Regions from separate parts of the Mus musculus genome. Here region 1 is linked to region 2. A link is a contact called in ENCODE Hi-C or POLR2A ChIA-PET data. All regions are on one chromosome and are shown on one strand. The core of a region is the stretch at or near the end of the contact, and the rest is flanking DNA. Distances in the headings are between cores, read along the strand shown.

Region 1 (2,781 bases), core at 245-2,744, 35 kb after region 2:
AAGAAGAGGAACTAAGAAAATATAAAAGTCCCATAATACTTGGGCAGTTTCACAGATATGCACATACTGACTACTGTCAGAAGGTCATTCTAAGTGGAATCATTTGGAATCCGAATTGAAATACAAAACTTTACAAATCTGACCTCATTTGTCTGTGGTTGAATTAATTTCCTTACTATTGCCTTGACCTTTCCATCATCTGAGTGACTACAATAGTTCCTGTCCAGTGTAGGGTTAGTGCTGAGGACCCAGTGTAGGGCTCATTAAGCTGACGTCACTGCTGACGTCACGATAACACCAGTCACACCCCTTTTCAGAGGTTCTAGGAGAGAAATGAAAATAAAATGAATCTTTGAAAAACATTCCTCAATCATAGGTAGGCAGGCCTGTTACCAAATAAAGTAACAAGCCTGTAGTTTCTGGGAGTCCGATGGGATCCTTTAGGGGAAGGACAGCCCTGCCTTGCTTTCCACAGTGACATTAAAGCATAAAGACTTGCAAAGGACCCCATTGCCACCAGTTTAATAAATCAAACATTAATGCTTGTTAAAGTGTTAGAGATCGGTTGAGATTATTTTAGGGGAACCTTGCAACCCCCACCACTACATTGCTTCATCACGACTCCCCCAATTTCTTGAGGAAAGAATAAGGTATTCTGCACCCAAAATGCAGGGGACTACATTCCCGGGTCACCTTTACTCTGACAACGAAGATGGCTTCTTCCCCAAATGTTACCATGTAGATGTCTCCCTCAGGTTAATGTTCCCCAAAGAGTAAAGAGTTAAAAAATAGGAACAATGTCAGATTCCTTGCTGAGCACAGAAAGAACAAAATCCACTTTCTCCCTTGAGGGCTGGGGGTTTAAGTGTTTTCAGTGGCTTCGGAAGGTTCCACTAATTGGGTTCCACTAATTTGGATTGGTCAGCTTAGATGATGAAAAGAGGAGGAGGGAGAGAGAGAGAGAGAGAGAGAGAGAGAGAGAGAGAGAGAGAGAGAGAGAGAGAGAGAGAGAACGAGACTTGTTGAAAGGAGAAAAAGCCCATCCAGCCTTCATCTCAGATCAGGAGGGTGAGGAAGAAACCACAAGTTTGCCGGTTTTTTAAATTCTTTTTCTGTCTGTAGCTCCTCCCCTATCTGTCTGTCAGGGGTCCATTAGGCAAGCACCTAGTCTCTCACAACCACATGTGCCCTGAGTCTTGTTTAAAACAAAGCTTGCACCTCCCCCTTTGCTCCGGTATGGCCGAGACCTCTTCCTTGTGGTTACTGTTGCTGTGTTCAGCTGGATGCAGCACAGCTTGCTACTGCTACTCCTCCGGCTAGCCACTGTGCTGCATCCAGCAGCTGCCCCCCCCCCCACACATCCTGAGCTTCCTGGGGGAGAATCAGGATCTCATTCAGCTGCACCAGCTCCTCCTCCTCCCCCTCCCTCTCCCCCTCCTCCTCCTCCTCATCCTCATCCTCCTCCTCCTCTTTCTCTGCCAACACAGCTGCAGCCTGGCTCCTGCATCTAGAAACCTGGCAGTCATCCCAGCTGGAAGCTACCTGCCAACACTGCTGTGAGGACCAGCCAGATAAGGGAAGGACAGGAGGGCAAAGGCTGGAGGATTGGGGGGGTGGAGATGGGGTGAGAGGGAGAAGAAGATGCACCTCTTGAGAATCTGCCTCAGTCCCCTCCAGGTCTCCATGCATCCTGGGGTAATGACATCCTTGAATTTAGCAGCCAGCACAATCTTGCTTGGAAAAGGTCAATTATATGTTAAGCATGCTTCCCCCAAGAGGTTTTAGACTCTAGAATTCCTCCTTCTCCTCCTCCTCTTCCTCCTCTTCCTCCTCCTCCTTACTTTGCAGTTTTTCAGAACTAGAGAAATCCTCTCCAGCTAGAATGATGCAGCAATCAAGTTGGTATTCTTATGTCTTTTCAGCCTCACATTCAGCATTAAATTCCACACCTTCTCCCACCTCTACAGTGAGCTACAGCGCTGCCAACTCTTCTAGGATGGGGGCCTCGTGTTAATGTCAAATTTTACAGCCTTCTCACAAGGCAGTAACTATAATTTTACAAAGATGCATGATAAAAAGCAGCTGTGTTCTGCAGGTCTTAGGTAAATGTGCATCTTGTTCACCACTGTGGTTTTCTAAATCCATTAGAGATCCAGTGAACACAGGGTGTGCATGGTCCAAATACCTGCTAGGAGTCCTCGGATGAATAAAGGCGATGTCGGTTGTGGGTATGGACTCATGGGCTTGGTGCAGTACTTGGATGCCTTCCAGGGTCATTGGTGCAGAGGAGCAGACAATGCAGGACCAAAGCAGGGAGCAGACCTGCCCAGGTGTGTCTGTATGCTTGCCTGGGCCTTTCCAAATGTGTGAGTCCTCAGAGGGGCAAGGTTGGTGCTGACAGCAGATCACCCACAGGAAAACCACACTGCTCAGACCTCACTTTCATGGGTCAGAAAACAACGTGAGCTGGCTTGCAAGCTGGGACTCCAGCTCCATCCACATTTTTGGCTCATATTACAAGCCATGCAAGGCAAAGTGACCCTGGGGCCACTGGAGCTAAGAGGAAAAACTAAGTAGACAAGCCACTGACCTAGACAGGCAGCCTACAGAAGGGCCTCTCTGCAGAGAGCGAATTCAGCTGCTTTGCTGTCCCACAAGTAAGTCAGGAACCAATGAGAAGGTATAGGGAGAGAGAACTGGTAGTAACACAGTTCAAATTATGAGACCTGCATCTGAATAGCTGGCTAGCGGGGGCGGGGGGGTGCACTTGAAGCATCTCTC
Region 2 (2,983 bases), core at 177-2,676:
GTCCGCACACCCCCGGTACAGAGTAGATGAGAACATTGCCTCACCTATCAACTCCATAAATCAGACGAATAAAAATGAGTACGAAGCTAGGCCCAGGGAATCTTTCCCCATTTTAGTATTCTTTGTAGATTATAATCTTCACAATGCGCTCCAAGTAAAAGAAGAGACTTTAAAGAATTAGCTTTAAAGAATTAGCATTGATGTACTCGGTGAAAGGCTGCTCATGAGAAAGACATCTAGACGAATAAGCAGTGCGTGCATAAATGAGTCTGTCCTCTGTGATATGGGATAAGAATTTGGGGCATGAGAAATGTGGTGTGCAGGACAGTGAGGGAGATGGCAGGAGACATACCAACCCTACAGGGGAATTAGCAAAGGAAGAGGAGAAGGCGGCTCACACAGAGGGAGCCAAGAGAGAGGGCATCCTCTTATGTCCATGGCAGAGGAGTTTTCCTGGCTCTAGGACATTTCTTTGCAAATCTCCTGCTTGCTTACCTTCCAGTTTCTTGGAGTGAGCAGTAATCCCCCTTGATGCTACGAACTGGGACTCATTCCATTTTGTTCTCAGCCCTACACTCATAACAGGAATCGGTTGTTTGACCCATGAATGAATGAATGATGAATAGATTAAGGCACAGTAGCAAGATAATTACAGTAACTTTTCATGAAGAAAGCAATGGACAGGCTGGTGAGAATGTTACAGAGAGCTGACCTAGATTATATAAGGGGACATTATGAGGCTGTTCATGGGATCTTGACAGGCATGGCAACACATGCCTGTAATGTCAGCACCCAGAAGACCAAAGGCAGGAAGATGAATTCCAGGCCAGCCTGGGGTACATAGCAAGACCCTGATTCAATCAATCAATCAATCAATCAATCAATCAATCAAGTATGGAATATCAGGTTTTATTCTCAGCTAAGAAAACAAAATCTCTATCCTTCAAACTGAGGAGTGGTAGTGTGTTTGTAGAGACCTTTACTGGGGAAGTGAGTAGCAGGTATGCTCTGCTTGGCTTCCGGTGAGCAAGCATTCAAGGAATTGACCATTTCCCCTTTCCTGATTGCCATTGGCCTTCCCACAGAACAGGAGGCCATTTTAAGCCCAGCACAGAGGTGGTCCCACCATGTCCACGTTGCTTCGGGGTCTCAGCATCTCCTGAGAACACTGAAAGACAGCACTCACACCACGACTGCTAAGCAAGAGCCAGAATAAAAAGCGAGATGCTGTCAGGGAAGCCTGCAAGGGGTAAAAATAGCCAAAAGGAGAGAAAGGCAGTCAAATATTTTGTCATTTGCTTTGCCTGAACGTGACGCTTAGCACTTCTCTCTCCGAAAATGAAAAGACATCGTTTTGCAGAGCAGCAGCTGCGGCTGGTTGCAGGAAGCTGCTGGCTGCTGATAAACAAATGACCACGTCCCCTGAATGACTCTGTGTACTGCCCAAAGCAGATTTCTGATTTTTTTTTTCTGCCTGCCCCATTTGGCCAGTGAAAAAGATTTAGCTGGAGTGGAGTTATTTCCCTCTTAACCAAATCCTTTTGGTGTTTTGAAAACTTTCCAAGTGAGAAAATAAACCCTCTTACTCAGCTTGAGTCAGGTGCTCAAAACACAAGATAAACATAGCTGCCTGGGAACGTGTTGGCCTGCCCCCCTCTGCTCTGGGGTGGTTAACCCTTCCTTAGACCCCTACCTCTTAGAGAGCTGCCCCAGTTGGCATGTTTTCATCAGGACCCAGGCAAAGCTGAGGGACATTATTGACTGAACAGTCGAGGGTGAGCTGAATGTCAGAGCTTCTTCCAAACCATCTGGGTAGAGTTCTCTCCTTGTTGAAGGGTCAGTATGCGGACTTCACCATCTCCATCTCTAATCGTGGTTTATGGCTTTATTCTTGCCCGCCCCCCCCCCGACAATTCAGTACATCTGATTATTCAGTTTGTCTATTGCGATTTTAAAATGATGCACTTGATATTAAAAGTTCCTGTTTTTGGACCCCCGATGGAGGCATGAGAACACCAACTCCTCTCCAAAACTTTTGATCCAAAATCACTCCTGTTTAAAAGAAATACAGGGACAAAACTGGATCAGAGACTGAAGGAATGGCGGGCAGTGGCCAGCCCAACTTGTGATCCATCCCATGGGTGAGGGCCAATCCCTGACACTCTTACCAATGTTATGTTGTGCTCACACACACAGGAACCTAGCAGGATCTGAGAGGATCCACCAACAGCTGACTGAGACAGATGCAGATACTTACAGCCAACCATTGGACTGAAGTTGGGGACCCTTATGGAAGAGTTAGGGGAAGGACTGAAGGAGCTGAAGGGGGTGGCAACCCCATAGGAAGACCAACAGTGTCAATTAACCTGGACCCTGGTGAGCTCCAGAGACTGAGCCACCAACCACAGAGCTCACATGGGCTGGTCCAAAGCCACTGACACATATGTAGCAGAGGACTGTCTTGTCTGGCCTCAGTGGGAAAGGATGTACCTAATCTTGTAGAGACTTGATGCCCCAGGGTGCAGGGATACTGGGGGGGGGGAGCACCCTCTCAGAGGTAAAGGGACAAAGGGATCAGGCAAGAACTCTGCGAGGGGGGACCAGGAGTGGGGGATGTAAATAAATAACATAATTAATTATTTTTTTTAAAAAGCTCCTGTTTTCTGAGCAAAACCATACACACATAAGTGAGAAAAGACTACTGCTTATAAATAAACACCGTTCATGTTAATTCTCTTAACAGTTCATGACACTGGGGTTATTACTAACAGTCTTATTTTACAGAAGAAGATGAATCGCAAAGACACTGTGTACAAACTGCCTAAAATCTCATAGCGTGAAAATGGCAGGCCAGATTTTAACCTCAGGCTTGTCTGCCTGGAGGCTGAGTCCCTAATCAGGCCTGACAGGTAAGTGGTGCTGGAGCTGGCATCCTCTGGGCTCACCCACGCTGTAACTTTGGATCCCAGCCTTTCCTGATTGA

What was found. Hi-C counts contacts between places; a loop is a spot of excess contacts on that map. ChIA-PET counts read pairs that join two places held with the same protein, here RNA polymerase II (POLR2A).
Region 1: a loop to region 2 is called in a map of heart, with 2.2 times the contacts of the local background. The contact joins two enhancer-like sites. A Hi-C loop is called at or near these places in 5 of 37 maps with a recorded cell type or tissue (T-helper 17 cell, heart and left cerebral cortex). POLR2A ChIA-PET finds 5 or more read pairs at or near these places in 1 of 5 experiments (embryonic stem cell).

Annotation. Positions count from the first base shown.
Region 1 is chr14:48,329,882-48,332,662 of GRCm38, forward strand. No RefSeq gene overlaps it. Among named protein-coding and RNA genes, the nearest start is that of Tmem260, 120 kb to the right of the region's middle. Within about 2 kb of position 1,495, at least 2 of the 3 ENCODE cell types and tissues checked have a DNase peak (open chromatin) inside an H3K27ac peak, as active enhancers do; they include heart and left cerebral cortex, where a contact is called at or near this core.
Region 2 is chr14:48,294,559-48,297,541 of GRCm38, forward strand. No RefSeq gene overlaps it. Among named protein-coding and RNA genes, the nearest start is that of Gm52144, 90 kb to the left of the region's middle. Within about 2 kb of position 1,427, at least 2 of the 3 ENCODE cell types and tissues checked have a DNase peak (open chromatin) inside an H3K27ac peak, as active enhancers do; they include heart and left cerebral cortex, where a contact is called at or near this core.